Linked DNA regions of Homo sapiens: region 2 is linked to region 1. The links are chromatin loops, found by intact Hi-C in ENCODE. Cell type or tissue: Calu3. All regions are shown on one strand. Links, peaks and the distances in the headings refer to the core of each region. The heading gives the core; the rest is flanking DNA. Region 1 has its middle 110 kb from the start of TNIK. Region 2 overlaps TNIK (TRAF2 and NCK interacting kinase).

What was found. Hi-C counts contacts between places; a loop is a spot of excess contacts. Peaks named below come from ENCODE experiments on the same cell type or tissue, not always from the same donor. Only the 100,000 strongest peaks of a DNase experiment are listed, where the experiment ranks them.
Region 2: a loop joins it to region 1, with 13 times the contacts of the local background. A loop is called at or near these places in 87 of 110 quality-filtered maps.

What each region holds. Positions count from the first base shown.
Region 1 is chr3:171,557,525-171,574,124 of GRCh38, reverse strand. No RefSeq gene overlaps it. Among named protein-coding and RNA genes, the nearest start is that of TNIK, 110 kb to the right of the region's middle. In Calu3, for the core only: a CTCF peak has its summit at 7,097 (motif pointing right); DNase peaks (open chromatin) are centred at 7,124 and 10,654.
Region 2 is chr3:171,042,710-171,059,309 of GRCh38, reverse strand. It overlaps TNIK (TRAF2 and NCK interacting kinase), which reads left to right. Exons shown (of 33, transcript NM_015028.4): 33 at 1-896. Among named protein-coding and RNA genes, the nearest start is that of SLC2A2, 24 kb to the right of the region's middle. RefSeq lists a silencer at 9,155-9,364. In Calu3, for the core only: a CTCF peak has its summit at 9,300 (motif pointing left); a DNase peak (open chromatin) is centred at 9,289.

The sequences.
Region 1 (16,600 bases), core at 3,838-11,837:
CACCCAAATTGTATCTGCCTTTTTGAAAATAGACATTTCTTGAAAATATGTGTAATTGTATTTCTACAGATTAAAGATTGCAGGTAACAAAATTAATCAAGTAGAAAATAATCTTGAAAATTTTGAAAGAGAAAAATTATTAGATGACAATGAAAATGAAGCTGAGATATGCAAAAATTTCAGGAGATCCCATATAATTATATTAATTCTACAAAAAGAGCAGAAGCCACAGCCAAAGAAATAACAGAAGAAAACTTTCCCAATCCAAAGAAAGATCTGAGTCTATAAATGAAAAGGACTCACCAACCACCAGGCAAGATAAATTAAAAGAGATAAACATCTTAAACCAGTGTTTCCAAGTAGGTAGTCTATGGAGTCCCACAATATTTTAGTAGGTTTCTATAAAAAAAATTAGTGTTTTGTAGGTAATAAAATTTGGGATTTAAAAATTTCTTTACTATAAATATTTCCAGAACCTTAATATAATTATGAGATTATTAATCCATGAAAGGGGGACATAAAATATAGTGTTTTTCAAATTAGTGGACCACTGAATTCTTTTTGTCACAGAATGCCTTTTAACCACCTTTTAAAATACACCTTAGGGAATCATAACTTTTATTTAAAAATCAACTTTGTTTGAGAAATATATACTTCCCAAGGAGAAAAAAAAAGATTAGAATTAAAGATAGATAGTGTATTAGTCCATTCTCATACTGTTATAAAGAACTACCTGAGGCTGGGTAATTTATGAAGAAAAGAGGTTTAACCAACTCACAGTTCCATAGGCTGTACAGGAAGCATAGTTGGGGAGGCCTCAGGAAACTTACAATCGTGGTGGAAGGGCAAAGGGGAAGCAAGCACCTTTTTTGCATGGCATAGCAAGAGACAGAGTGAAGGGGGAAATGCCACACACTTTTAAACCATCAGATCGCATGAGAACTCACTCACTATCATGAGAACAGCAAGGGAGAAATCTGCCTCCATAATCTAATCACCTCCTAGCAAGTCCCTACCCCAACATTGGAAATTAAAATTCAACATGAGATTTGGGTAGGGACACAGAGCCAAACCATATCAGATAGCAAAATGTTAGGAGAGCTTATCTCTAGGTGGCGGTCTTATTTCTGCTTTTATTTTTCTTCTTTATGTTTTCCTGTCTTTCCAACATTCTTATAACACTTTCAGAATCAAAATTACAGGGTCTGTTAGTTACATTAGATGATGGAATTAGATATATGGGATAGCAGTTGGAAGTGCTGGCCTTACAAAGCAACTAGGAATGGTAGAGTTCCAACTCAGACCTGGCTTTAGTCTTTGTCCCAATTCCTGTGTCCAATCAACTCTACCAGGGATTGCTGGGCTGCCTATTTACCTCTCACACTGTCTCCCCTCTTGCTGTAAGCCAGAAGGCCTTGCCAATTCTTAGGGGGTACTCCAGACTTCTTCCACAAGGCTAACAAATGAAAATTAATGCAGCAAAAAAACCAGTTATTTGTTTATATTTTATTTTGTTTTTCATTTCAATAGGTTTTTGGGGAACAGGTGGTGTTTGATTACATGGAATAGTTCTTTAGTAGTGATTTCTAGATTTTGGTGCACCCATCATCTGAGCAGTATACACTGTACTCAATGTGTAGTCTTTTATATCTCACCTCCCAACCCTTTCCAGTCTCCAAAGCACATTGTATCATTCTTATGCCTTTGTGTCCTCATAGCTTCACTTCCACTTATGAGTGACAACATATGATGTTGGGTTTTCCAGTCCTGAGTTACTTCACTTAGAATAATGGTCTCCAATTCCATCCAGGTTGCTGTGAATGCCATTTTTTCATTCCTTTTTATGGCTGAGTAGTATTCCATGTGTGGGTGTACACACACACACACACACACACACACACACACACACACACACACATATCACATTTTCTTTATCCACTTGTTGAATGATGGGCATTTGGGCTGGTTCCATATTTTCACATGGGCTGGTTTCATATTTTTGCAATTGTGAATTGTGCTGCTATAAACGTGTGTGCAAATATCTTTTTTATATAATGACTTTTTCCTCTGGGTAGATACCCAGTAGTGAGATTGCTGGATGGAATGGTAAATCTACTTTTAGTTCTTTAAGGAATACTTAGGAATATACCTACCAAGGAGGTGAACAACCTCTACAAGGAAAAGTACAAAACACTGCTGAAAGAAATCATAAATGACACAAACAAATGGAAACACGTCCCATGCTCATGGTTGGGTAGAATCAATATTGTGAAAATGACCATACTGCCAAAAGCAATTTACAAATTCAATGCAATTACCATCAAAATACCACCATCATTCTTCAAAGATCTAGAAAAAAGAATCCTAAAATTCATATAGAGCCAAAAAAGAGCCCTCATAGCCAAAGGGAGACTAAGGACAAAGAACAAATCTGGAAGAATCACATTACCCAACTTCAAACTATATTATAAGGCTATAGTCAGCCAGGCACAGTGGCACATGCCTGTAATCCCAGAACTTTGGGAGGCTGAGGCAGGTGGATCGCTTGAGACCAGGAGTTCAAGACCAGCCTCACCAACATGGTGAAACCCTGTCTCTACTAAAAAAATTACAAAAATTAGCCAGGCATAGTGGCACATGCCTTTAATCCCAGCTACTCCGGTGGCCAAGGCATGAAAATCACTTGAACCTGGGTGGTGGAGATTGCAGTGAGCTAACATCGTACCACTTCACTCCATCCTAAGTGACAGAGTGAGACCCGGTCTCAAAAACAAGAACAAAAACAAAAAGGCTATAGTCACCAAAACAGCATGGTAGTGATATAAAAATAGGCATATAGAACAATGGAAAAGAATAGAGAACCCAGAAATAAAGCCAAATACTTACAGCCAACTGATATTCGATAAAGCAAACAAAGACATAAAGTGGAGAAAGGACACAAAACAAATGGTGCTGGGATAATTGGCAAGCCACATGTAGGAGAATGAAACAGGATCCTCATCTCTCACCTTATACAAAAGTCAACTCAAGATGGATCAACGACTTAAGTCTAAGACCTGAAACCATAAAAATTCTAGAAGATAACATCAGAAAAACCCTCCTAGACATTGGCTTAGGCAAAGACTTCATGACAAAGAACCTAAAAGCAAATACAACAAAAACAATGATGAATAGATGGGATTTGATTAAACTAAAAAGCTTCTGCACAGCAAAAGAAATAATCATCAGAGTAAACAGACAACCCACAGAATGGGAGAAAATCTTCACAAACTATGCATCCGACAAAGGACTAATATCCAGAATCCACAAGGAACTCAAACAAATCAGCAAGAAAAAACCAAACCATCCTATCGAAAAGTGGGCTAAGAACATGAATAGACAATTCTCAAAAGAAGATATACAAATGGCAAACAAACATAGGAAAAAATGCTCAGAATCACTCGTGATCAGGAAGATGCAAATGAAAACCACAAGGTAAGACCACCTTACTCCTGCAAGAATGGCTATAATAAAAAAATTAAAAAATAAAATAGATGTTGGCATGGATGTGGTGAAAAGGGAATACTTTTCACTGTTGGTGGGAATGTAAACTAGTACAACCACTATGGAAAACAGTGTGGAGATTCCCAGCTAGATTTACAAAGAGAGGACTTCAAATAAGAAAACAAAAACCTGGCAAGCAGTCCCACTCCCAGTCTTCTGACATTTGAGGAGGATGGGTATAAAAAGAAGAAGAGCTTTTTCAGAGTGGGTGGCACGAGGTAGCATTAATTAGCTAAAACAAAAATCAGAGCACGTTTCTTTCCCAACCCTATATAAATCAGTGGAAAACCTGTTGTGTTAGTGCTCCCAAACAATCCGACTATCAATTTTAGATATAGTATATGCTCCTGTTTCTGTAGAAAATTTAACTTTCTATCAATTGTTCAGAAAAAATGTGACCATGAAGACCTGATAGTCCTTAGATTAAGGTTCTCCCAGTCTTTTTTTCAACTAACCCTATAAAACAGCCATCTATGTCAGCCGCCTATTGTCAGAGTAATGCCGCTTGACAATTTCAAAATCCAGCAGCTTTCAACAGCAATCCCTTATTCTTGCTTGCGTATCTGTGGGTTGGCTAGAGGTCAGCTGATCTAGGCTGAGCGTGATTCCAGAACTGTTTCATGTGGCGTCTCTCTTCCTCCTCCTCAGACCACCAGGCTGACCAGAGTATTTTCTTCTCATAACAACGGCAGAAACAAAGACAGCAACTGAAAACACAAATGCTTCTTAAGGATTAAGCCTGGAACTGGTACATGGTCACTCTGCTCGCATCCTATTGGCCACAGGAAGCAAAATATTCAAACCCAACATCAATGCCTCTAGTGGAGGAATTCAAAAGCCACATGGTAATGGCTGTGCCTACAAGGCTATAAAAATTGGAGCCAATAAGTCAGTATACCAAAATGTCTAACATGGTTGCTATTCCCTTACAGTATATAGCACCAAGTCAATAGTTATCTGGTTTGCTCTAAGATATCTGTAGCACTCTGAACTCATCTGTATTTCTTTGTTTGCATTCTTCTGGTGACAAACAAGCACATCTAATAACTGCTCCTTCCTCAGATTCTGGTTTTCCTCAACAGAAAGATTTCTGGAACTCATTCTGACTTCAGCCTTCTTAATATACTGCTTGGGTGAATATAAAAGCAGTTCATGGAAGATTCATCTGCCCTGCACCAGATGAAGTAGGAGCCTTCAGTTTTATGGGGGGGGGGGGGGGGAGAAATTCCCTGATTTAAATATTTTTAAACATGCTGTTTTATTATTTTAGATATGATGGCTTTGTTGAATCTCTGATATATTTTCTTGCAACAGAATATGTATCTCATTCCTTTGTTTTCCCAGAGGCTTAATACAGCTCTGGCCATGTGTTCCTAACTACAAATCAAGGTAGATATGCTGACAAGGAGACTTTTTAAAATTGGCAATTACTGCATTTGACATATTGTCTATTACTGATCATTTGTATTCTTCATATTTCCTCTCACAAGGTATTAAATTTTGATTAAACCCAAGGACCTCTGACTGTCATCCATTAATAGGGAGAATTCTGTAGAGTCCTAGACAACATTTTTATATGCAAAATGAGTTAGTAACCTATCATGCTGATTGGTCCAGTGTGGATCCCCCTAAGTCCTAACCACTCCCTTGAGATTAGCACTAAATCTTTCCACCAGCCTACAACATTCTGGGTGACAAGCAATATTTTTTAATGAGGTTCCACTTACACAAACATTTTTATCATCTCTGAAGAAAATTTATACTTCTTTTTGCCAGAATCTCAGGCCAGAAACATCCAATGAAATGATGTAAAAGGTTCTCAGGAATAACAGAAGTCAATGTCACTGTTCCTGGGTTTGTCAAGCACAATCCAATCTTACAAAAATAACATCAGAACTCACTGTGTGCCAGGCCATATGCTAAGTGCTTTCCATAAAGCATCTTAGCAAATCCTCACAACAGCCTTGTGAGATAGGTACCATGGCCTCCAGGGATACTGATGAGAACTTTGACCTTGCAGTCCTTATAGATATTAACAGAGCCTGGATTTGGACTCAAATGCATCTGACCACATAGTTTATTTTTCACTTTGAAATGTCCCCTTCACCTCTATCTTCATGATGGGGAGAGATCATAATGGTACTTCAATCTCCAACCTCAGATGTGTTACCAAGGTCTGCATCGGCTACATATTGTATTGATCCAACATTAAGAAACACCTTAAAAACTGTCATCAAATACTGCTAAACTATCAGAGCAAATCCTGAATAATTTTCCCCATGCTTCTTCTGTGTCTCTGGAAGAATACGATACCAAGAACTCCTTGGTTCCTGGGTACACATTGAATCCGGGGCCCAGGACCCAGATGCCTTTCCCTTAGGCATCTCCTGATTGTTTATTCTATTTTTTTCTCCTCAATACACATAATTCATATAATCACCCTTCTTCCACATGTTTTATTCACTTCCCTGTTTACTAATTAAAGTTTCTTACTTAGAAAAACAACTTCCATGCAAATATTCATAGCAATATTTTTCAAAATAGCAAAAAACTGGAAACAACCTAAATGTTCATCAACTGGTGAATGGACAAATATAATTGGTATATCAATACAAGGGAGTACTACTCAGCAATCAAAACGAATGAAATACTGATAAATGCTGCAACTCAGATAAACCTCAAAAATATTATGCTAAGTGAAGAAGCCAGATGCAAAAAAACCCCACACATTTTATTATTCCATTTATATGAAATTCCAAGAAAAAGCACATCTATGCAGACAGAAAAAACTCTGGTGACTTCATGGGGCTGGGTGAGAATGGGGATTAACTGTAAAAAAGAGAGACTCTTGGCTGGCACAGTGGTTCATGAGTGTAATCCCAGCACTTTGGAAAGCCAACACAAGAGGATCGCCTGAGGTCAGGAGTTCAAGACCAGCCTGGCCAACATGGCGAAACCCTGTCTCTACTGAAAAATACAAAAATTAGCCAGGCGTGGTGGCAGGTGCCTGTAATACCAGCTACTAGCTGTAATACTAGCTACTCAAGAGGCTGAGGCAGGAGAATTGCTTGAACCCGGGAGGTGGAGGTTGCAGTGAGCCGAGATCATGCCACTTCACTCCATCCTGGGTGACAGAGCAAGACCCTGTCTCAAAAAAAAAAAAAAAAAGAATCTTGTTGGGGGGATAAAAATGTTCTAAAACTGGACTATGGGGATGGTTGCACAACTCAGTAAATTCACCAAAAACTATTGAACTGCACACTTTAAATTAGTTAATTTTAGAGTATATAAACTGTACCTAAATAAAGTTTAAAAAATAATCCATGGATAATAATTTTTGATCACATAAAAAACTGATCAAATTCTTTGGACAGTAAGCCAGCGGAAAAATTGATTTTTTATCAGTACACTAAAGGTAGAAATTCCTACCTCAAAGACAATTATTTGGATATCAAATCAGATATTAAAATTTAAGTGTTTTGAAAACTGAAAAACGGTTAATTGATGAAAGATTCCTTAGGTTCAGTGGTGAATGGAAATTATCTCATTCTGTCCTCTAGGTGGTGCTAGAATCTAAAAATGAGCAGCCTCACGGTAAATGCGGCAGCTTTGTACAAAATTACCTTTCTTTAATAGGTGACATCCCTAAAGGGAGTTCTCAGTCCAATTGTCTTTTAGTCCAGAGCCTTCTCCTGAATTAACCTCAGGATAACAGACATCCAACTTCAGTTCCAGTCTTCCAGCTATACTGATAATTTTTTAATTTTTAATTTTGTGTAGCTTCCTCTTTGTCCTGTTGAGCCATTCATCATCCATTTCTTTCCACTTTTATGAAAACTGTAGTTTCCATCAAAATTTACCCTTCTTTTTAATTGCATTTTCAATACTCTTAGTACTTAAGTGGGGATGAGGGAGTTGATTTGTCAGGCCATTTGTAAAATCAAAGGAAAGCCAAATATTGGGAGGCCAAGGCAGGCGGATCACTTGAGGCCAGGAGTTTGAGAGCAGCCTGGGCAACATCGCAAAACCCTGTCTCTACTAAAAATACAAAAAATCAGCCAGGCGTGGTGGCACATACCTGTAGTCCCAGCTACTCAAGAGGCTAAGGTAGAAAAATTGCTTGAACCTGGGAGGTGGAGGTTGGAGTGAGCCGAGATCATGCCACTGCACTCCAGCCTGGGTGACAGAGTGAGACCCTGTCTCAAAAAACAAACAAACACCCAAACATAGCAAACAATGGCCACATCAGTGAAGAAATTCAGCTGAAGTTCCCCTGCCTGCTCCTGCCATCTGTTAGTGGTAGGAACAGCTGATGTGCTATTACTTTGCTATGTGATGTCCAGTTTTATATATATGAAAGTTCATGCATAAAAAGTTGTAATAAGAGCTTTGATATCATGTTCAGGAGTTCAATGTGAGCCTAGCCCTATTTCTGTACCAAAAACCCCATAGATTTACAGACTGTCTTTTTGCCCTTTATCTGATGGTTTCCAAAAGCATTTGGATCAAGCAGGACAGCCAAGAGTCCACAGCACAAAGCATACTGGCCCTGCTGTACAGCAAGAACATAAAGTGTTATTATCTGAGCCCCTGGGCTTCCATATTAAGCTAATGAGTGGCAGGGCTGGTCCCTCAAGGGAGTAGGAAACTTGAAGTTTGTGTCTCATGATATGTCTTGCAAAAGGAAGCTTACAGAAGCAGCATGCAAACATGCACTGAAGAGTTGTGCAAACAGACAGCTCATTACTGAAAATTCCTCACTGGCGAAAGTAATTTTGCACAAGGGGAAGGGTTTGAAAAACAGCTCTTGCCTCCTGAAGCCCTTTCTGTGGTGGAAACAAATCAGCTTTTAAAATACAATACCATAGTGGCTTTAAAAAGTGGTATTTAAGCAGCATGAAAATAGCCTACGAGAAATTAATGCAAAATCAATTCAGGCACATAATTTACATCTGCTGTGTTACCCAGAATGGCTCTCTTCTATAACTGGAAATCTATGGACCTAATTCTGGGATGACTGGAAGGAGTTTTATATCTTTTGGGATGTAGCCAAACAATCTGTCACCAGGAGGAAAATCTTGTAACCCTTAAGGGCCAGCAGAAGCTAGGGTCCTGTTGTTAGAACAAACATACACTTAAAATTAACAGCCAACAAAATAGGTGGTGTTCACAGGTCTAGACCTTTAAATCCAGCCCTGTGCCCAAACCTGCAGTCTTTCCACACTCATCAGGCTCTGTCCTTCCTAAATATAGTTCATGAGCTGTTTCTGCATTGAGAGTTGACAGTGAATGTCTGGAGGAGACACAATCAACACAATCAAACTCATTGCTGTGCTGGACCTGGCATCCTGGCTTCTCACTGAATCAGTGGGCAAACAGAAGTCCCGCAGTGGGTCTTCCTCTCTATTTCCCATCCCTGCGCTGGGTATGATGCTGATTCAGTTCATCAAAACCATGTGAGTTAATTTGCACAAAGTACACTTCAAGTTCCCAGTTTTGAAAGTCATTATAACGAAAGAGAACAAGAAGGAGCATCCCAGGAGTGGGAGGGGAACGAGAAAAAGATGACCTCAGGAAGTCTTGGGAAGTTGTTAGAGTTTCAATAAAAGGGAATTTCAAGGAATAGGAAGTTGGTAAGCGTGTCAAATGCCACAGGGAAGATGAGTAAGATAAGGACTCCATGTGCCCATTAGGCCCAGCCTTGAGGGCAGCACTTGGGGATGCAGTTGTGTGGAGTGAGAGGGGAAGTCGGGGGTTGAGTGATGAGACAAACAGACAAAGGTGCCTGGCTGCCTTCTCTTGTAAAGAGAGATGGGAGGGACATTGCCATGTGGAGGCAATAAATAGGAGAGAAGTTTTTTTATACTGCAAACTTTTTAAAATAATACTGCCTGCCTGTATCCAGTGCTGAAATCATAGACCGGGAATTCTTATCTTGACTGAGGCACCATCTTCCTGTGAATGGAGTCATAGTAGGTTTTCGATACATATTTGTAGGAAGAAGTGAATCTGCAATCTTGGAACTGGTTATATGCAGCTTATGTTGAAAGCAGGAATACTTTTTAATCAGGTTGAAAGATTTCCACTCTCTTCTTTTTTAAGGTTTTGCAGGTCTCAGTTGTGTGACCTGGGACTAGTTGCTTCACTTCTCTATGCCTCAACTTCTTCATGTATAAAAGTGTAAAAGTGCATAGTGTATGTACATATAAGAGTGCATATGGCGGGGCGCAGTGGCTCACACCTGTAATCCGAACACTTTGGGAGGCCGAGGTGGGCGGATCACGAGGTCAGGAGTTTGAGACCAGCCTGACCAACATGGTGAAACCATGTCTCTACTAAAAAAACACAAAAATTAGCCAGGCATGGTGGTGTGGGTGTAATCCCAGCTATTCAGGAGACTGAGGCAGGAGAATTGCTTGAACCTGGGAGGTGGAGGTTGCAGTGAGCTGAGATCGCACCAGTGTACTCCAGCCTGAGTGACAGAGCGAGACTCCGTCTCAAAAGAAAAAAAAAAAAAGAGCGCATAGTTCAGATTAAGCAGATTACACTATTTGTTATTATTATTATTACTTGTTATCCTGGACCAATGGGAGACAAGTATTATCTGTACTATAAATCTAAATAACTTGGAAAATATTTTTGTACAAGGGGAACAGTTTAAAAAACAGCTCTTCCCTCCTGAGGGCCTTCCTGCGGTGAAAACAAATTGGCTTTTAAAATGTAACACCATAAAACATCTTTTAAAATGCCAAATACAATACCAAACAAGTTTTTTAAAAATAAAATGAATCTGACAGCGATGGCTTGCCTAATTGTGCTTGTGAAGGAAAGAAACCACAGCACCATGTCAGGGTCACAGCAGCCCACCTGTACCAGGGCTGTGTGGCTCTGGAGGATGGAGTGGGGAGACAGCTCACCTGTACCAGGGCCACTATGGCTCTGGAGGGCCAGTGGGGAGACAGCCACCATGCTGCAGGAGAGGCCCAGAGGGAGGGCCTGGGTGTGTGCAAGCCCAGAATAGGCCTCTGGTAGCACTCCAGGAAATCTTGACCAACTCCACGGCAGGATCTTGTCAGTGTTCTTGCACCGTGAGGATCCGGGCAAACCCCCAGGGGGAGCCTCCAGGCTGCATGCCTCTGTCACAGTGAGTGACGAGTCCTCTCACCTGTACCCATGATGAGGTGAACTGAGGGAGTTTCTTGGGAAGTACCCTAAAATGAGACAGAGCGGTAATCTTACAGAAGCAGGCTCTGTCCGTGGCATAGAGGCAGGGGTGCTCAGAGGTTACTGCCCTGCCTCGAGAATCAGGTGGGTCTGGTTTGAAATTGTGGCCTCATCACTTAGCTTGGGCGAATCACTCAACTTCTGACCCTCAGCTACTCATCCGCCAAATGTAGTTAATAATAAGGCCTGCCTCCATGTACACCTACGTAATAAACCTGCACGTTCTGCACAGAACTTAAAATTAAAAATCCCAGCACTTTGGGAGGCCTAGGCGGGCAGACCACGAGGTCAGGAGATAGAGACCATCCTGGCCAACACGGTGAAACCCCATCTCTACTAAAAATACAAAAAAAATAGCTGGGCGTAGTGGCGCGTGCCTGTAATCCCAGCTACTCAGAAGGCTGAGGCATGAGAATTGCTTGAACCCGGGAGGCGGAGGTTGTAGTGAGCCAAGATTGAGCCACTGCACTCCAGCCTGGCAATAGAGCAAGACTCCATCAAAAAAATAAATAAATAAAATAAAAAATAAGAAGAAGGAGAAGGAGAAGGAGGACGAGGAGAAGGAGAAGAAAAGAAGAAGAAGAAGAAGAAGAAGAAGAAGAAGAAGAAGAAGAAGAAGAAGAAGAAGAAGAAGGAAGAAGAAGGAAGAAGAAGGAAGAAGAAGGAAGAAGAAGAAGAAGAAGAAAGCAGAAGAAGAAGAAGAGAAGAAGAAGAAAGAAGAAGAAGAGAAGAAAAGAAGAAGAAGAGAAGAAGAAAAGAAGAAGAAAAGAAGAAGAAAGAAGAAGAAGAAGAAAAGAAGAAGAAGAAGGAAGAAGAAGAAGAAGAAGAAAGAAGAAGAAGAAGAAGAAGAAGAAGAAGAAGAAGAAGAAGAAGAAGAAGAAGAAGAAGAAGAAGAAGAAAAGAAGAAAAGAAGAATAGGGCCTGCCTCAAAGATGATGGGAGGATTTGAGGAGCTAAGGCGGGGTCTCAATGTTGGGCCCACAATGGCTATTTTTTTCCTTCAGTCAGCAGCTCTAGCTCCTGCCATCCTCTACTTTTGTCCTTCACTGAAAAGCAACATTTCTAAATGTAACTTCCAATTCCTGATGTTTTGTCAGCTTCTAGGGAGAGTAACAATTCCCTTCCTTGTTCTCACAAAGATCCAGGATTGAAGTTGGGGAGGGTTGGTGATAAAATTGTTTTTCTTCTTTCAAAAAGTCAAATACTAAGTTCATGTGTCTCTTACTGGTTTCTCTTTGACTCATCTTAGTGCCTGACGCAAATTGTGTATTTCCTGTCTCATTCTCTTTATCTGAAAAATGGGCTTTATTTAATCATTTTCCCTCCCTGCCTTTCAGCACAACCTCACTGTTTTGAGACCTACAATCTATAAACTGCATTCAAATGTTCTGCTTCCAATTCTGCCTTTCAGGAGATAGTCTAGATTCCATTCCAGTATTAAGGAATGGGAGAAATCATTCTCCAGTAGTATCATTGGAGAACAATATCATAGAGCTGTGGTTCTCAATTTGGGTGACTTCGCCCCTGAGGGGACATTTGGCAATGTTTGGAGACATTTTTGGTCATCACAGCGGGCGGTGCGGAAGAAAGAGGATGCTACTGGCATTTAGTGGGTAGAAGCCAGGGATGCTACTCAACATTTTGTATTACACAGAACAGCCCCACAAGGAAGAATTGTCTGGCCTAAAATGCCAATAGTGCCAAGGTTGAGAAACCCTGCCATAAAGGATTTCAATGTGTGAATTTTCCTCAATCACTTTTTCTTTTTCCCTTTACATTGTTGTCCTTAGTTTCAGTTCTCATCCTCTCCTCCCTCATCCAGCCTCTCCTCCTCTCTCCTATCAATCTTTCTACTCCCTCCCCTTCTTACTGCTAAGTTATTTTTCATTCTCCCTACCTTCTGCTCTATCATTGTTTAATGTTCCCTCCAAATATTACCATCGTTTCCCATTTAGTGACCCTCCCTCAAAATTCCCAGCCTTTGGAAAATATTCTCCAAATTGTCATTCCAGCTTGGTCACTAAGTAGCTGGATAGCCCCTTGGGCGAGTCGCTTCACCTCTCCAGGCCTTGGCTTTCTCCCTGTAAATGGACATAGCACTAGATGATCTCTACAGCCCGAATTTGTGATTGACAACTGTCTTGGCAATTTGAATGACTAACAATCCTACAAGAAATATCAGCGTGAGAGAGGGACCCTGTTAAAAAAAAAATGCACTAAAAGCTCATTGGTATACAGTTAGAAAGAAAAAGATGTTTATGCAGGTGTGTGAGTATATGGAAATTCAATCCTGCCAAGGCAGTTGAAGGTAAGGTAAAATAAGTAGGTGGCTAACATTTTCAAAGAAATCTATGGAAAAATTAAATAAGCTAAAACAATATTGATTTCAGCCTTATTTATAATAATAATAATTGGAGACAATATAAATAGCCAACAATTGGAAATTGAGAAAAAAATCATGGTTTTTTATATGATAAAATACCATGCAGCCATTAAAAATAATAATTATGATCTTATTAATAACATGGACAATGCTTACATGCAGATTGCAAAATTATATGTAGTGTGTACTCACATTTACTCATACTCATATTTAGTAAAAAAGGGTATCATGACCTGTAGTGAACATATTTATTTAAATTAAATAATTTTGTCTTTTTTACTTACAGGTAATATATGTTTATTTGTAAATAATTTCAAAAACTCAGATAAGAAAAGGAAAATAAAATTATCTGTAATTCCACCACCAGAGTTGACCCCTGAGACATGTTTGCCTTTTTTCATTCATTAAAATAAAAATGGGGCTATACTGCTTTTGTAACCTACATTTTTTTCCTTGTCATTAAATAGTCCTCTGCAAGGGCATTTATATTAGTTGCACAGTATTCCTTTGTATCTGTACTGGATTTAACTTGGGGTGGGAAGATTGGGGTGGTAAATAAACTTTTAAAAAACGAAGAATATGGGTTAACAGCCAGCAACCTGGTGGACCTGAACTATTGATGCTTCTCTTCATTAGTAATCAATGGACTCTACATGAAGCAGATACTTCAGTAATGTTGGCTTGTTAGCACCTATCACAGAACCATACGTTGGCCTGTTTGGGTGGGGACCATGGAAGGAAAGACCTTTCCCTCCCACTCCACCTCCCTATTAAATGGGTGAATAGGGTCTTCACCTTCCCACTAACCTATAACCTGTATATTTGGTTTGATCAACCCAGAGCAGGAGAATCACCTGTGTGTGTTCCCACTCTCCTCCAATCTACCCCCACTTCCTTGCTGCATCTGGTTGAACTGAAGGGGCTGTCCTTTTCCCAAACCCTTTCTCCAGAATGTTGGGGGCAGGGGGCTCCAGGCCCTGTTTGCCATCAGGTTCCCATGGCACAGGCTCAGTCTGAGACGTTCCTCCCTCTGTGATTCAATGCCAAGTCTGCATTCTGCTTTCGTGTCTGGGGATATTATGATACCAGATTTATCTGGTTAAAGAAAAAATGCTTACCGGCTCATTTCTTTACTGGGGCACAATAGCTACTCTGAAAATCCTCTGAGGTTCACAAAAGCCTTATCTCCAAGATCAAAGCCTCAAGACCCGCAAGGATGGCTGCTCTGGTCAGGCCCACCTGATCACAATAAAATTCCACCGGAGTCAAAACTTTGCTTTGTTTTCATGCCTCCGCCCTCTGAGTCCCTGTCCCATCCCTTCCCAGCAGGCAGAAAATACCGGACAAACTAATTTTCCCATGTTCTTTGGAGATTCAACATGATGGCATTTGTAAAGAGAGGTATAAAAGGGTGATGCTTAATCCAAAGACATGACAGGGTGACTGTGGGGCCTTGGGTGTCCCTGAGGGGCTGTTTGACCAACTCGTGTTTCCACAGCTTTCCGCTGGGGATGCATCCTCTTCATTCCCACTGGAAGGGTTGGAGTAGGGAGGAAACCAAAATTCACTGAGCCCCACAATGTGCCAGGCAGGGTCCCAAGTGCTTTCCACATTTATTCCTCACAACACTGTTCACTAGGCATTGTTATCTCAATTTTAATATAGAATCACTGAGACTTCAAAAAGTTAAGTCATTGGCCCAAGGGGCACAGTCAGGATTTGAACCCAGGGCTGTTGATTTCAACATTACATTATAACCTTCCCATAAGACAAGGACTTATATATTTTTAAGAAAGAAAAAAGTGGGGGAGGGCAGCCGAGCGCAGTGGCTCACACCTGTGATCTCAGCACTTTGGGAGGCCAAGGTGGGCAGATCACGAGGTCAGGAGTTCGAGACCAGCCTGCCCAATATGGTAAAACCCCATCTCTGCTAAAAAACAAAAATTAGCTGGGCATGGTGGCACCCGCCTGTAGTCCCAGCTACTCGGGAGGCTGAGGCAGAAGAATTGCTTGAACCTGGGAGATGGAGGTTGCAGTGAACTGAGATTGAGCCACTGCACTCCAGTTTGGGCAACAGAGCGAGACTGTTTCTTGAGACTCTGTCTCAAAAAAAAAAAAAAAAATGGAGGAGGGAGCCTAAATGAGAGACATTCTGTGCTGTGACTTATCTGTTAATACAAATGTCTTTGCATGCAGTAAGCATTTTTACCTGAGCCCTTTTGCCCCAGGCATTGTGTATCCTATAGATTTAAAGGACAAGAAAAGTCTCCTCCAATCCACGTGTGTTGGTTGCATATTGCCTCTTCTGCCTTCCTTGTCCCTTTGCGGTTGCTTTTGTTCAGTCACAAGGGTGAGCCACAGAGCACCTGGAACAGCAGTCCTGAAAGTGTGGTCCCTAGACCAGCAACCTTGTCATCTCCTGGAAACATGCTGGAATTTGATTTCTTAGTTCCACCCCAGACCTGAATCAGAGATTCTGAGAGCGGGGCCCACAATCTGCATTTTAACAAGCCCTCCAAGTGATTCTGATGTGCTAATGCTTGAGAGCCACTGACCTAGAGAATGTCATTGGCATAAATCCTTGGCTCCATGCCCCCCCATCCAGTTTGTTGCTAAGCTTTGAGAATTCTGCCTCTGCCTCCTAGTTGGGCTGTCATTGTCCTACTTCAGGCCCTGTTAACTCCTACCTGCATTGCACCAGTAGCCTCCCCACCTCTCATCCCTCATTTTCTTCCAATCCATGTCACCCTTTGATACCATATCAGCTCTGTGCTCTGATGTTGCCATGCAACTGTTGGAAAAAAATTCCAACTGCTTAGCTTGATATTCAAGATCCTCCAAACTATACATCCCACTTTCATTTTTAATCTTATTTTATACTTACCCTTCCCTGTTTGCACCCTATACTCAAGTCTACAAAACTGCTTACTGTTTGCCACAGATTTGAACTTTCTCACTCTGGGCCTGGAATTGCCTCTCACTCATCCCACCACATCATTTAGGGTCCAGCTCAAAGACTCCTCCATGAGTCTTCCTTGAACATTCAAACTACAGAATCCCCCTCTTCTTCTTCTTCTTTTTTTTGGACAGAGTTTCACTCTTGTTGCCCAGGCTGGAGTGCAATGGTGTGATCTTGTCTCACTGCAACCTCCGCCTCCCTAGGTTCAAGCGATTCCCCTGTCTCAGCCTCCCAAGTAGCTGGGATTACAGATGTATGCCACCATGCGCAGCTAATTTTGTATTGCTTTAGTAAAGACAGGGTTTCACCATGTTGGTCAGGCTGGTCTCGAACTCCTGACCTCAAGTGGTCCACCCCTCTTGGCCCCCTAAAGTGCTGGGATTACAGGCATGACCCACCGTGCCCAGCCAGAGCCACTGCGCTTGGCCCCTTTCTTAAACTTATGTATAATTTATCTTTACTTCTCTTAGGGCTCTTATTAAATTATATAA
Region 2 (16,600 bases), core at 5,609-13,608, 520 kb after region 1:
TAATGTTTGAGTTATTTTAAATCTAGATCAAAATCTTGGATTCTTCTGAGTCCATGATGACAAATGTTTGGATGAAAAGTAGAAAATACAGTTAAAAATAAAAATGTCCTAAAGTTTACAGATTTTTGAGTTTGTGTACATATCTTCAAACTCACTCCTTGCATGATAGGGTTTGGTTTTAATGGTTTATTTTTATCAGCACCAAGTTGCATTGCACTATTGAGGCTGAGCAAATGCTGGTGGAAAGGTGAGTTTTCATTTCTGGCAATGGATCATTATTTGTACACTGTAAATATCATGCCCAGCTACCCCTTTCCCTTATCTCTTCCCCTGGGATAAATGTTAAGGAATAGTAATACTTATTATGGTATGTTTAAGAAACCTTGGACATTACCCTGAATCAAAACTTCAAATGTTAGGTGGCAGCAGGAAACAAAAGATTACAGCTTGAATGAAATTTTAAAATTGAATGTTGTAAAACTATTTTTGAACGTTTTAGCTGCCTTATTTATGTTAATATAACTGTAGAGAGATGCCAAATGTATAATATCAGAAGGGAAAACTACGATTTTGCTGTGCCTACAATTGTTTACATTTTTTAAATCTCCAGTTTTCAAAAGTATTTTAAATTGTCAAACATTTGCTAAAACTGGATTATAACCTCACCTGAGAATGAGAGAAGAAAATCTTCCTGGCATATTTTCCAGTCTGAAACTTTTGGTTACTTTCAGGTATTTTTTTTCTTGCATACAAAAATCATTGAGAAAGTACTTTCTACAGTTATTCTAAGCAGTCATTAAAAATGCTTTGATAGGTTTCCCCACATGGTAACTACCATGTCCTGGAATATAATATGCTATCTTTGTCAAAATATGAATAATAAAACATTAATCGTAGGATGCCTCCTTGTTCCTCATTGCCACTTCCAAACTATTCTCCTTTCCTCCTCCTGAACACTCATTGTTTTGAAGCTGTTGACATCAGCCTCCCAAGTCCCTACATTACCCTCTTTTACTCCTTCTCATTGCTCAAGAATTTTAGGTTTTGGCTCACTGTTGCTCTCTTTACCACCACCCTGTCATCATTCTTGATTATTTCAATATCCACTTAAGACAGTCCTACAAATACCCTGGCTTCTTGGTTCCCTGATCTTGACCAGTGAAACTTATCATTGCTAATTACTACATCAGCTCCTTAAGTGATAGCAGACAATTCTTATTTGCTCTAGGTAAATCCCATTCAACCTCACCAAATAAAGATCATTGCCCCAGAAACCGAATCCTCTCTTCTGCATCCCCTATTCTATTTCACTGTATTTTGAGTTTAATTGTATTCTGCAGTGTATCTCGCTGTGTTCTGTATGCTGCAGTATCTCCGGTCTTCAACACCCTCCTTGGCCCCATTACCCTGTCTAACTGAAACGGCCCAATAGTCCCATAGACAGTTGTTTTTGGATAAACATAGAAACTGACCCTTTTGCTGTTAAAGCTTGAAACTTGTATTTGTTTTCCTTCAGGCCTCTCAAAAAAGTATCAAAGAACTGGAACTCAACAGATCATAGCACCAGATGCCTTCTTGCCCCTCCTTAGTTCCTGTTTTCTTACACATTGTTACATTTCTTCCCTGCTATATAAATGCCTAGTTTTGGTCAGTCAGGGAGATGGATTTGAGACTAAGCTCCCATCTCCTTGGCCGCAGCACCCGACCAAACCAAAGCCTACTTTCTTGGCAATACTTGTCATCTCAGTGATTGGCTTTCTGTGTGGCAAGCAGCAGGACCTAGACCAAACCTAGTGTTTCGGTAACGTAACTACCATCTTATTTATCTGTTTCTCTTCACAGAAAAACTCTCTAGGGGGAACTGTGTATACTTACTGTCCTAAATTTCTCTCCTCCCTTGGTCTTTTGAACCAACTCAAATCAGGCTTTCATCTCTACCACAGCAGCTCTTGCTAAGGACACCAGCGACCTCCATGCTTTCAAATGCAATGGTTAGGTCTCTGGCTTCATGCTGCTTGAGTTATCTGCAGTCTTTGACATAGTTAATAATTACTTCCTTCTTGAAATGCTTTCTCAGTTCTGGGGCATCTTTCTCATGTTCTCTCACCTTCCTGGCCACTGCTTCTCAATCTCCTTGGCTGACTTCTTGGAGTGCCCCAGTCCTAGGCATCCCCCTCTAAGTGATCTCTCCCAGTCCTGGGGCTTTAAAAACTATACACTTACAACACCCACATTTTAATCTCCAGACCCAACCTCTTCCCTGAATGCCAAATAAAACTGGCATACAATTTAACTAATTTCCTATGAAGCACCTTCATTTGGATGTGTCATTGGCATCTCAAACTTGACATGTTCACCAATCAATACACAGTATTCCTCTTATTCATGGTTTCATTTTCCTTGGTTTTAGTTACCTGCGATTATCTGCAGTCTAAAAATATTAAATTGAAAATTCCAGAAATAATTCCTAAGTTTTAAATTGTGCACCGTTATGAATAGTGTAATGCAGTCTTGCTCCATCCTGCTACACCCCACTCAGGACATGAATCATCCCTTTGTCCAGCGTATCGATGCTGTAAACATCACCTTCCCCTTAGTCACTTTGTAGCCATCTTGGTTATCAGATAGACTGTCATGGTATCACAGTGCGTGTGTTCAAGTAACCCTTATTTTACTTAATGGCCCCAAAGTGCAAGAGTACTGTGCCTAATTTATACATTAAACTTTATCAGAAGTATGTATAGATAGGAAAAAAAATAGTATGTATAGGGTTCAGTATTATCCACAGTTTCTGGCATCCACAGTGGGTCTTCAAACTCCCCCTCAGATAAGGGGGTACTACTGAACTCCCATTGCAATCCTCCCTGTGCCAGTAAATGGCAGCTCTATTCCTTCACACCAGAAAATCTCGTTATCCTTTATTTTTCACTTTCACATACCACATCGAATCCATTTCTTTTTTAATCCTGTTTTCCCTAGTTTCAGAATATATCCACAATCCACTCTGGGTCCAAGCCACTTCTTGCCTGATATGATGGTGTTAAAACATATTCCAGGTTATGCTACTTTTCTGCTAGTCCCTCAATGCCTTCCCATCTCACCTGGAATGTCAACATCCTTACAGTGGCCTAGAAGGGCATTGTGATAATCTGTCCTACTTTTGGCCCCACCTCAGCCGCCACTGCCACTTCTCTGACCTCATCTATTTCTTTTGTCACTTTGCTAAAGTCACACTGGCCTCCTTCCTTCACCCAGAACACCCTCAAAGCATGTTCTGTCTCAGAGTCTTTGTCCTTGCTGTCTCTCAGTCTCAAAACTTCCCCCATATGCCTACATAGCTGACTCCCTCCCTTCAGGTCTCTGTACAAATATTCCTGTACTGTCAGAGACCTGTGTCAAATAACTTCTCATCCCCCCACTCATTTTCTGCTTCATTGCCTTTCACAGTACTTATCACCATATACTTTGCTTACTGGTCCGTCTCCAGTGCTTTGAAGAATGCTTGGCAAATATTAGTCACTCAGTAAATATCTGTTGGATGAAAGAATGAATGAAAATAATAACAGAGCTTTGGAATTTTTTAAAGGGTAAAAAACTATATGATTAATTTCAGTTTCAAAAAAAAAAAAACACTGTCTCCAAAGTTTATATCATAAAAGCATAGGTTTTATGTCATATAGAAAATAGAAAACCCTACAGATTTTCTTTCCTGGAAGGCTATTGTGGATGGAAGACACCGGGCTATGACCCTGGCTATACTTTCTTGCTCCATGAATCATCCTAACAGGCCAAGTTGCAGGAACGTAAGAAGGGCTGTCATATAGAACCATGAGAAAAGCAGTATTTCAAAACTCTTACATTTTTACAGATAATGATCCATTTTAAGCTATTGGCATTGCAATAAATGCAGTTATTGGATGTGGGTGGGGATTCTGAATTTTGTTTTCTGGTCTAAATGTTTAAAAAAACAATTTTTTTTTTCTGAAACAAGAAATAAACAACAGTGAAAGTATCCTCCTGCCAAATGCAGCTTGAAGACAGCCTAATGACATTTGGGTCTTAACAATCTTCCAAGGACAACAATTCTGCCTCCCTGGGAAGCCTCTAACATCTGTATATATTCAGCTCCACTGAATGTTGCATGAAGTTTCATTGTAGAAAATTGACACATGCCTTCTGATTAATCTGTTGTTTCACTCAGTCTTGTAAAGGGCACACCCTGTAGTTTCCATTTGTTCAATCATGTATTTTCCTGCTCACTTAATAAATCTTTTTAAAAAATAAAGAAGGAAGATAACAAAATGATGTCATATGAAGCAATATAACAGTGAAAGAATTTTTTTTTTGGTCCTCATTACTTTTTGTGTCTTTTCACAAATCTGTTGAGATTAAGGATAGTGTGTAATTCATGCTAAATAGCTAGGATCAAGGTCTTCACCTTTCCAGGACCAAAAGCATTTTGGAGTTCCATGGTGCTTAGTTACAGATTCCTGAGGTCCTGTTGAAAAATGCAGGACATTAGTTTCAGGGATAGATGGAAAATATGAAAAAGATGCTAAGAAATGGGACAAGGTGTCACAGTCATTGTGAACAATCTAGATTATCACAAACTCCAGTTAAGATACAAAAACATTTTCAAAGTGAGTTCTCTATATGTGAAAAAAAATATTTTAGGGTGTTGGTTTTCTTTAAAATTGTAACTCAACAGCTTAAATACATGTTTTTATATTTTCATAAGCAACTAAATCCATGTTCTATGACAATAACAATTTGATATAGGGTTATCTCCCTCCAAAAATTAGTCATCTTCATGTCCAAAGTTCAATGTTAATTTACCCATAGTCATGAGGGCAGGGATCAGCAGCATCACGGTCTGATGAACATTTTCAGCACTGTACCCAGTGCTCCATGGATCTCAGGTTATCTTTTATTATTAAACCCATTTAATAAGAGAGATGGCAGTTGAAAAATTGAAGGATTTAGAGCTAGAAGGCATCACTGGAGCAGAAAGAAACAGCATAGCCTTCAGGTCAACTTGATACTCTTCCCCCATCTCATTCCTTCTCACTAGAATAGCCACATTCATAATTGGAAGCCTAGCCAGCTCAGGCCAAAGTTATCATTAGTCCAAGGAAAAATGACCAAAAAGGACAGCATAGTGAGTTTTGTATAAAAGCTCATTTAAAGATCGTCTTATTTGGAGATGGTGTGCCCTCATTTTAGTGTTACAATGTATTTGAGAGCTGATGCTGATAATAAATGGCTATTTTATTAAATGCTCTAGTTTGGCAAAATTAAAAGTTGACAGTTTTGTTGTTCTTCACAAGATTTGGGGTTGAGTGGGTGTATTATTAGTCCATTTCATTACTACTGATAAAGACATACCCGAGACCGGACAATTTACAAAAGAAAGAGGTTTATTGGACTTACAGTTCCACGTGGCTGGGGAGGCCTCACAATCATGGTGCAAGGTGAAAGGCACGTCTCACATGGCAACAGACAAGAGAAGAGAGCTTGTGCAGGGAAACTCCCATTTTTAAAAGCATCAGATTTTGAGAGACTTACTATCACGAGAACAGCACAGGAAAGACCTGCCCTCACGATTCATTCCCTTCCCACCAGGTCCCTTCCAGGACACATAGGAATTCAAGATGAAATCTGGGTGGGGACACAGCCAAACCATATCATTCTGCACCAGGCCCTTCCCAAATCTCATGTCCTCACATTTCAAAACAAATCATGCCTTCCCAACAGTTCCCCAAAGTCTTAAGTCAGCATTAACTCAAAAGTCCACAGTCCAAAGTCTCATGTGAAACAAGGCAAGTCCCTTCCACCTATGAGCCTGTAAAATCAAAAGCAAGTTAGTTACTTCCTAGATGCAATGGGGGTACAGGCATTGGGTAAATACAGTCATTCCAAATGGGAGAAATTGACCAAAACAAAGGGGCTACAGGTCCCATGCAAGTCCAAAACCCAGCAGGGCAGTCAAATCTTAAAGCTCCAAAATGATGTCATTTGACTCCATGTCTCACAACCAGGTCATGCTGATGCAAGAGGTGGGTTCCCATGATCTTAGGCAGCTCCACTCCTGTAGTTGTGCAGGGTCCAGCCTCCCTCCCAGCTGCTTTCATGGGCTGGCATTGAGTGTCTGTGGCTTTTCCAGGCGCACAGTGCAATCTATTGGTTGATCTACCATTCTGGGGTCTGGAGGATGGTGGCCCTCTTCTCACAGCTCCACTAGGTGGTGCCCCAGTAAGGACTCTGTGGGGGCTCTGACCCCACATTTCCCTCCCACGCTGCCCTAGCAGAGGTTCTCCATGACAGCCGCACCCCTGCAGCAAACTTCTGCCTGGGCATCCAGGTGTTTCCTTATATCCTCTGAAATCTAGGTGGATTTCAAACCTCAACTGTTGACTTCTGTGTGCCCACAGGCTCAACACCACATGGAAGCTGCCAAGGCTTGGGGCTTCCAACCTCTGAAGTAACAGCCCAAGCTGTACTTTGGCCTCTTTTAGTCACAAGACGAAGGGCACCAAGTCCCTAGACTGCACACAGCAGAGGGACCCTTGGCCTGGCCCACAAAACTATATTTTCCTCCTAAATCTCTGGGCCTGTGATAAGAAGGGCTGCCCCAAAGGTCTCTGACATGCCCTGGAGACATTTTCCCCATTGTCTTGGGGATTGACATTTGGCTTCTCATTACTTAGGCAAATTTCTGCAGCGGGCTTGAATTTCTCCTCAGAAAATGGGATTTTCTTTTCTATTGCATTGTCAGGCTGCAAATTTTCTGAACATCTATGCTCTGTTTCCTTTTAAAACTCAATGCCTTTAACAGCACCCATGTCATCTCTTGAATGCTTTGCTGCTTAGCCAAATACCCTAAATCATCTCAGTCAAATTCAAAGTTCCACAAATCTCTAGGACAGGGGCAAAATGCTGCCAGTCTCTTTGCTAAAACAACAAGTCACCTTTGTTCCAGTTCCCAACAAGTTCCTCATCTCCATCTGAGACCACCTCAGCCTGGATTTCATTGTCCATATCATTATCAGCATTTTGGTCAAAGCCATTCAACAAGTATCTAGGAAGTTCCAAACTTTCCCACATGTTCCTGTCTTCTGAGCCCCTCCAAACTGTGCCAACCTCTGCCTGTTACCCAATTCCAAACTCACTTCCACATTTTGGGGTATCTTTTCAGCAGTACCCCACTCTACTGGTACCAATTTATTCTATTAGTCCATTTTTACGCTGCTGATAAAGACATACACAAGACTGGGCAATTTACAAAAGAAAGAAGTTTATTGGACTTACAGTTCCAGATGGCTAGGGAGGCCTCACAATCATAGCAGAAGGCAAAAGGCACATCTCACGTGGCAGCAGACAAGAGAAGAGAGCTTGTGCAGGGAAACTCCCATTTTAAAACCATCAGATTTTGTGAGACTTATTCACTATCAAAAGAACAGTACAAAAAAGACCTGTCCCCATGATTCAATCACCTCCCATCAGGTCCCTCCCACAACACATGGGAATTCAAGATGAGACTTGGGTGGGGACACAGCCAAACCATATCAGTGGTGGAGACTTCAGTTTTCTTGTTGAAATTTTTCCTAGCTAGTAACATCTAAAAATATATGGTAACAACTGCTGTAGAGAACTTTTACAAAAGTCCAGACCTTATTTCAGTATAGAAATATACTGCCCATCTCAAAAATTGATAGGAAAAAACCCAAGAGCATCACCCAGCACTGGAAACAAAGCAGACACCCTGCCTAATGTCCATGATTTATATTTATTTTGCTGGCTTCATCAAGTAAGTGGAATTTAAGAAAGCTCTATAGGCTTTAGTGCCATCACAGTGGATATGCTGTGAAACAGACGACACAGCGAAACTCAGAAGTCATAAGCTAACTGCATCCTAGTCACCTCATTTACCAAAAGAATTCATTCCCAATTTTTAAAAGTATGATGAGTTCACCTCCTATCTACCTCAGAAACAGAAAAGCAACAAAAAGTTTAGTAACAGTTTTAAATAAAGCTGCATTTTATAAGCCACATTCATTTTTAAAATAATTACTATACATATGAATCATTTATTTAGGCTACAAACAATGCCTGGTATACAGATGGGGTGTTGGACCTCTTGATATATCACCCAATCCCTGGTCTTAGACCATGGTTTGGAAAATTTTTAACTGTCAATATTTTCCCTGAGAATCCCCTTTTTGTTTTGGTTGTGTTTTATGGCAACGTTTTAATGTGGATAACATGTTAATGGTCATTGTTTCAGCTCATTTTAATATGGCTGCCCTTATCACCTTTAGATGTCAGAGAATTCAATATCATCATCGTATTTTTTTTTTTACCTGTTTATATGCCATCTTATTTTTTAAAACATTTGAGGCAGCTATAATCTGGCTTCTGAGGAGCCACTAAAGCAGTATGTACTATCTACGTGAAGGAAAGCAAAGTAGCCATTTATCTATCAGCTGTCTATTCTATAACAGGCCTCATACTGGATGCTGAGGCAGAAAGAGGTGATGGAGAAACGATCTCCCTAGGTTGCAGGGGACATGAGGAAGGCAGGAGACATGAACAGAGATAATGACAAAGAACAGAGTCAGTCATTTGATAGAGGATTTCAAGGATTGCATGGGACAAAAATGAAGGGATATGGCCTTCATAAGACATTGGGAGAGGAAAAAAAAGAGAGAGGCTTTCCAGCCTGAGGGAGAGACTTGAACAATGGCACAGAGGAGTGGAAGAGCATGTGGGTACAGAAATGGGAAATCATTCAATATGGCTAGAGAAAGTGCTAGTGGAGCAGGAAATTTGACTACATGAATGTTGTCAAAAGACAACATTACAACAAATTTAGTTTAAAGATCTTAATTGGCTTTCATTATCAGTTTTAGAATTGGGCAGCCCTCACTCAAGACCAGAACAGGTTCAAAGAACTCTGGGCCTGCAAACTGGTCAGATGACATTATGGACAGAAAACAACAGTGACAGCTTACCAAGTGTTTTTCCTTACTTGAATCAGCTGGTGGCCAATCAGTTGAAATTAAACTGCTGTGATTGCCTAAGATTCAGCCACGTGTTACAAGAGTATATTCCTAAGATAGGCCTTCAGTCAATCTATGTACAAAACCAGGTTTCAGTTTGCCATGTAAAGCCTCAAGCACAGAGGTATCCTCAGGCTTAAACTCAATTGAACAACGTATAGCATTCTCTCTTGACTCCTATGCCCAACCTCCTGACATATGCCACAGGGCTTTCCTGATTCAGCCGGGCCTGACCTCTGGTGGGCAACGTTTGTAACACCATTTGTTAGGAATGGCCAAAATTACCATATGTTGGTATGGTAGCTCCCCACCTCACCCCCACTCCCCAACTTCTTTCCCCGTGAGTGAATCATTTCGTGCATATAATTCTGGACATCTTTTTAGTTGCTTCCTGTAGAACTAATCCTTCAAATGTCCTTACTGAACCTCGGCTTTGATGCATGAAGCTATTGTGTGGTCCTACTAACCTAAACTTTTCTGATCATACGAATCACCTGAGTGCTTGTTACTAAGGCAAACTTCTCGACCATCCCCATCCTGCTGTGAGCAGGAATGTCATTTTGATGCCCACAGTCCTAGACAACCCGCAATCACAAATTTGAAGGAAGACTACACGTCTGGAGTTTTTCCTTCTGCTCTGAACAATTCTGCATTTTTCCAGCCTATATAGACATCAAAAGTGTGTCCAAACAACCACCTCTTTCTCATGTTGTACAGGCATCTTAGTGGCCATCGTTTGTCCCAAGTAGTGCTTTTAGAAGAAAGGCTAGAGTCTGCTGGACCAGCCACTGGGGCCATCTGGCCCACTGACTTTGCTCCTCATCTACACTTAAACCTCCTGGATGGGCTTCATCCTGCGGGGCACACCCCTCCTGGCAGCTGGGAGCTCTGCTGTCCATCACAGGCCTGAGTTTCCTCAGAGATTCTATACTGCAACATGTTACCTCTGCTCAGAAGACTGCTAAGGACACATGACACCTACTTGCTCTTGTAGGCAGATCATTTTCTTCTTTTTTTCTTGAAATATCTTTAAAAAAAAAAAAAAACCTCCCTGAAAGGCACATTTTATTGCTATCATTTCTGCCTTATTTTCATATACTTTGCTTACTTATATTGCTTTTAACTGTTTTTCTTTTTTCATGTTTACCCCCTTTTGATTTTCAAACATTTATTTTTACCATCCTTTTTATTGTCTCTTAGTCTTAGGTTGAGATAAAATTTATTACTACTTATTTACTAACACTTATTTTTTATACATGTCTTCTTCTGATTTCTTTTGGCTTAGCTATTTACTGTTTTGCACTTGCTTTTGCCTTTCTCTCTTATTTGATAGCTGTCAATTCCTACTTCTTTGTGACTTTGAATTCTTCATACTTCACTTTCCTTATTCTTTGAGTATTTTATGCTTAAATTTCTCAACTCACCTTTGTATGTTACCTGTTTTTAACCCTTTTCCTCTTTTTATTCACATTTTATCTATAAGTTTTTGTTGTTGTTGTTGTTGTTGTTGTTGTTGTTTTTGAGACGGAGTTTCGCCCTTAGACCCAGACTGGAGTGAAGCAGCACGATCTTGGCTCACTGCAACCTCCGTCCCCCGGGTTCAAGCGATTCTCCTGCCTCAGCCTCCTGAGTAGCTGGGATTACAGGCACTTGCCACCATGCCCGGCTAATTTTTGTAGAGACGGGGCTTTGCCATGTTGGCCAGGCTGCTCTCAAACTCCTGACCTCAGGCGATCCACCCACCTCTGCCTCCCAAAGTGCTAGGATCACAGGCATGAGCCACCGCACCCACCCTATCTATAAGTTTTTAATCTATACTTAAGTTCTTTTTTACTCTTAAGTTTTTGGTTTGTTTCATTGGTTTTATCTATTCCTTGCATGTTCTAATTATGCTTTAATCAGGTATGCTAATTATTTTTCATCATATTTTAAATTTTTTCTCCCTAATTTTAATTTTAATTTAGAGCTCATCCTGTTTAACTGCTTCCTTTTATGAATGGAGACATGGAGACTAGGAGAGAAATAACTTGCTCAAGAACTTGGGTTGGGGAGTTGTGGAATCTAAATAAGAAGCCGGCTCTTTTGATTACCAGTCTAGTGTTTTTTCTACTGAACTACTCCAATAATAATGACTGGATGAAGAATAATGACTCTTCTTTGAAATAAAGAAAACCTGAATAGCATCTCACCAAAGAGCATTTAGTCCCTAAGACATTAAAATCAAGGGTGTAAATGTCAGTGACAGCACCCTGGGAAAGGCTGTTCCTTGGCCTTTAACTAAAAGAAAAGGTGAAAATAAAGTGAAAAAGAGAAAGTTAAGAAGTGGGACATTATTCCTGAAATATATGGAAGAATAAAATCTTAAGTCAGAGCTTGATGACCCTAAACAAATCGCTCTCCAAGCATCTGTTTTCTTCTTTCTAAAGTAGGGGTAATGAGATCATTCCTGCCTGCCTCACAATTGTGCTGTGTTTCCAGATCAGATCTTTGTAAACTTCGTACATAGTTGTTCTTATAATATGCCCATAAAATCCAAGGGAAAGTTTAGAAAATACTTACGTAAAAAGAATATCATTGTTAGTTTTAAAACAAGCTTGTCCCACCTGCAGCCCCGAATGGCTTCGAATGCCGCCCAACACAAATTCATAAACTTTCTTAAAACATTATTTTTTTTTTTGCGATTTTTTTTTTAGCTCATCAGCTATCATTAGTGTATATTATGTGTGGCCCAAGACAATTATTCTTCCAATGTGGCCCAGGGAAGCCAAAAGATTGGACACCCCTGTTTAACTAATGTACAATATATATCTAGAGAGAAAAATAGATTATAGATATAGATATACACCCATACACTTGTTGCCTATGCCACTCTCAACACTCATAATCATACTGTCCCTTCTTCCCCTTTTTAAAAAGCCAAATTACTTTTTATTGGCTGTCTGTTGTTTGATGCATATTTCCATCTGGTACTTTTGTGTTTATATTCCTATTATATACATTTTGACCTGTATTGAACTGCTTCCTTAAGCTTTAATGGTTAAAAAAAAGCAATATATAAATCAATATATATAATCTATAAATCAATATAACTGTACCTCAATGAAAGAACACCCATCTTTAGACTCAAATTTAGCCTAACCTATCAAGTTTCTGTGGCAAAGCCATGGTTTCTTCCCTAACCTGTTTATTCGTCCTACATTCCCACTAACATTCCAACTATAGCCCTAGCGGGAGTTAACAATGACAATCAGACAAAACATTACCTTGTGCATCTGGCATTTGAGATGCTTTTCTATTTCATTACCCAATAAACTTTTCAAACAACAATCTTTCAGTGCTTTGGCATCTGGAGCAGTTATCTCCTTGTCAGAGCTGGCTCTGCAGTAGCAAATTAATGGATTATAATGCTACGTGAATTTTCACTTAGCAAGAAATCTGTAAGGACACTGCATGAGTTAGGTTGGGTGCTCTGTCAAGGGAACGAAAGATCAGGTATGCTTTAATGTTAGGGCTGTGTCCTGGCTGGGGCTATAATCACCACAGATGAACTAGAATAGAATGTCACTACAGATACTTACCTATGGGAACACTCAGAATTTTTTTTTTTTTTTTGAGACAGAGTCTCGCTCTGTCGCCCAGGCTGGAGTGCAGGGGCGCAATCTCAGCTCACTGCAAGCTCCGCCTCCCGGGTTCACGCCATTCTCCTGCCTCAGCTTCCCGAGTAGCTGGGACTACAGGCGCCTGCCACCACGCCGGACTAACTTTTTATATTTTTAGTAGAGATGGGGTTTCACCATGTTAGCCAGGATGGTCTCGATCTCCTGACCTCGTGATCCGCCCGCCTCGGCCTCCCAAAGTGCTGGGATTACAGGCGTGAGCCACTGCGCCCGGCCTAGAATATTTCTTTTTCTTTGCCCTTTAGCATAAAGCCACAGACCTACCCCCTTACCCTTGCTGTGTTCTTTTACTATCCTGAAAGCACAACATTGCATATCTACAAGGAACTTAGAGCGCTCAGAGACCACAGCCCCAAGTGGCCTTCATTTTTTTTTTTTTTTTTTTTTTTTTTTGAAACGGAGTTTCACTCTGTTGCCCAGGCTGGAGTGCAGTGGCACAGTCTCGGCTCACTGCAAGCTCCGCCTCCAGGGTTCACGCCATTCTCCTGCCTCAGCCTCCCGAGTAGCTGGGACTACAGGTGCCCACTACCACGCCTGGCTAATTTTTTTTTTTGTATTTTTAGTAGAGATGGGGTTTCACCGTATTAGCCAGGATAGTCTCCATCTCCTGACGTCGTGATCCGCCCGTCTCGGCATCCCAAAGTACTGGGATTACAGGCATGAGCCACCGCGCCTGGCCAATTTTTTACTCTAATTTGAATCACTGAAAAAAAGGAAAGGACTGCTTCCTCTCCCCACCATCCACCACAAAGTACTTGATCAAATCCACTTGCTCTGCTCCAACAGAGGAGGTGACTTTAAGGTGTAAGGGAGAGGGAAATTCTATTTTGTCTTACTTTTACTAGTCTTGCCACTGACTCTCAATGTCTCTGAAAAGAGCCAGAATGCCTGAGTCAACAACTTGTCCACCACCGAGTTGCACCATCTGCTTGTTACAGTACATTCCTGGAACTCCTCTGTGTCTGACAAACAGCTAACACAAGAATCGCTTCTCCCTGACACTGCTTCTTTTATTGGTGACCTATTGGTCAACAACATGGACCAACATTGTTTGTTAAACCTCAACAATAACCTCATGATCTTCGATCCCACTTTTTATGTCAACTTCATAAGCCTCCCTCAGCACCCTGCAAATCAGCAGTAACTGGTATAGAAGGCAGTGGTGGAAAATAGCACAAACACTATCTGAAAATGATTAACCCACAGACATTAAAGACACACAAACTCAGAAAGATGACCTGCAGAGCACTTGTGGTCATTTCGGCACATTTGATTGAAAAATGGTTAGAGGCCGGGCGTGGTGGTTCATGCCTGTAATCCCAGCACTTCGGGAGGCCGAGGCAGGCGGATCACGAGGTCAGGAGTTTGAAAAATGGTTAGACAGAGAATCTTAATAGATTTAATTTAAACTGAGATGACTCAAGTATTGCAAACAAAAATTTTCTGCATGAAGCAGCACCATTCAATTTAGATTGAACCGCCCTGTGATTACTTAATTAGGACAGTGTTTGCTGAAACACTGCCATAGATACACGTGTCAAAGGAATTTGCCACAGATTGTCAAACCTCCACGACATAATAGTACAAATCCAGGGGACTGACCACTCAGTAAGTGGCCCCTAGCTCCTTTAATGAAAACTGCCTTTATTGCCAAATATCATAAGCTCCAGGACAAAAAAAAAAAAAAAATAGTAGAGGTCGCCTGGCTAGTCACCCCAGAGGGTCACAGGACCCCATATTAATTTTTGGAGAGGATGTTAAATTAAGAACAAAGAATCATGGAAACAGAGCAGAAAAACAATAACAGCTGATATTTACAGGTAATTACTATGTGCTGGGCTTTGTCCTAAGCAATATATCCCCACTATCATATTTAATCCTCACAGCAATCCCATGAATCAGATGCTATCCCCATTTTGCAAGTGAGGACACTTAGAGATTATTTACTTTGTTTTACAGATAAAGAGCAGAGTGGTTAAGCAAGACTTTCCCATAATCAAATAGCCCAACCCTTGCAGAGGGAGGACAAAACCAGGTCTCTTGACCCTAGTCTAGTGCTCCAAACCCTCGTGAATATGAACTCCATTTTACAAGATGCTTTGGGTTCAGAAGAGATATAAAACCATTCTAAGAAGGGTACACTTCTTCCTTTCCAAAGCCATAGTCCACAAGGTAAGGGAGTCAACCAGAATCATCTGGCCTGGAAGAAGGAGTAACACAGCTGATCTTTTTCTCATGCTGTCTCTTAAACAAGCAAGGGTGCTGGGAAAGGGTATTCAGACATCTGAGCTTGGACTGAGGAATTGGACATCACTTGTATACAGACTTCATGGCGTACTGAGAAGAGCAAACTAATAGGAAGCTTCTTGTGAAGTAATGAAATAAAAACCTCATCATAACAGAAACCAGTGAAACAAGTCCAGAAAGTTCAAAGAGGATGGTGAATTGGAAACATACTCACCAAACCAAAAACAGAGATGACCTCTGAGGATGCATCTTGTCAAGGGGGCAACAGAGGTTCATTTTAGTTTTATCTGTACTTTATAAAATTTTCCCAGTGAGAATGGCCTCATGTATTTGTGTTTAATTTGCTATTAAAATGAAGTAAATATTTTGGAAAGGAGAAGTAATTAAAAGGTAGGAACGGCACCTACTCATATATAAGCTATTAGGTAGTTTTCCATCTGGTACCTGTAGCCCCACAGTGGGTCAGTGGAAAGCTGGAGTCACCACCCCTTTCCATGACAGTCGCAGAGACCAGGGTTGCTTCCTTTGCCTTGCACCTGGTGGACAGAGGTCTGCCTTTGGGATGTGCTCAAGAGGGCCCACAGAATCTATAGTCAACAATAATGTAGTGTACACTGAAAAATTTGTTAAGAGGATTGACCTCCTGTTAAGTGTTCTTACTACATTTTTTTTAAAAGAACATGATAAAATGCCAGCAGCTCTGTAATGGCACTAATCAAATAGTAATTTCTGTTTCAGAAGTTGGTCATTTATTTTGCCAGTCTTACGTTCAAATTAGATGAAGTTTAATATACTGTAAAATTCAATGTATTCTGTCCTTTTCAATAAATATGGCATGTGTGAAAATAACTAGAACGCTTAAAATGTTAAGCAATCTATTTTTTGTGTGTTTCTTATGTAAGTTATGGCCCAAGAGTTTAAACACAGGAATAGCAAACCTTTATTAAGCTGTGGCCCTTAATAAAGGCCACATTAATTGCTACATTAATTTTCTTCTATTAACTGTAATTGAGAGGAAGGCAAATCTTCCCCAATGAGTGTTGTAATTTGTGACTTAATTTTCAATAAAGCTACACTGAGACCATGGGGGAGAAAAAATTTTCTTGCTTCTCTTCCCATGTAATATGCCCTCTTTATATAGAACATTATAAGACTTAATTTCTTAATTTGGATTTGCATCATTTACCAGATCAGCCTTAGGTTTGTGTCTTCTGTGTATGTATGTATATAAGTATATATGCATTCATTCAGCAAGCCAGCAAGCCAGCCAGCCAGCATAAGACTCAGAAAATACTTTTATATCCGGAGATGCATGTTGTTCCTTAGAGTAAAGAAGAGTCAAGTCTTTTTATTTCCTTATTTTTCCCTTGCTGTAATCATCACTTCTCTTTATATTCTGTCTTTGCATTCTGCATCTATTATTGTATTATTCACATATTACAGCTCCTGGATTTCTCATTTTCTAAATGTTTTCACTTGTTTATTTTTATTTTGTCTATAAGATATAACCTCCCATTTAAGCCTTCAAAACATTAATAATTATTTAATTTTTATTAAAGTAGATTTACATACATTAAAATCACCAGATTGCTTTAAAAAGAGAGAAAGAGAGATCTC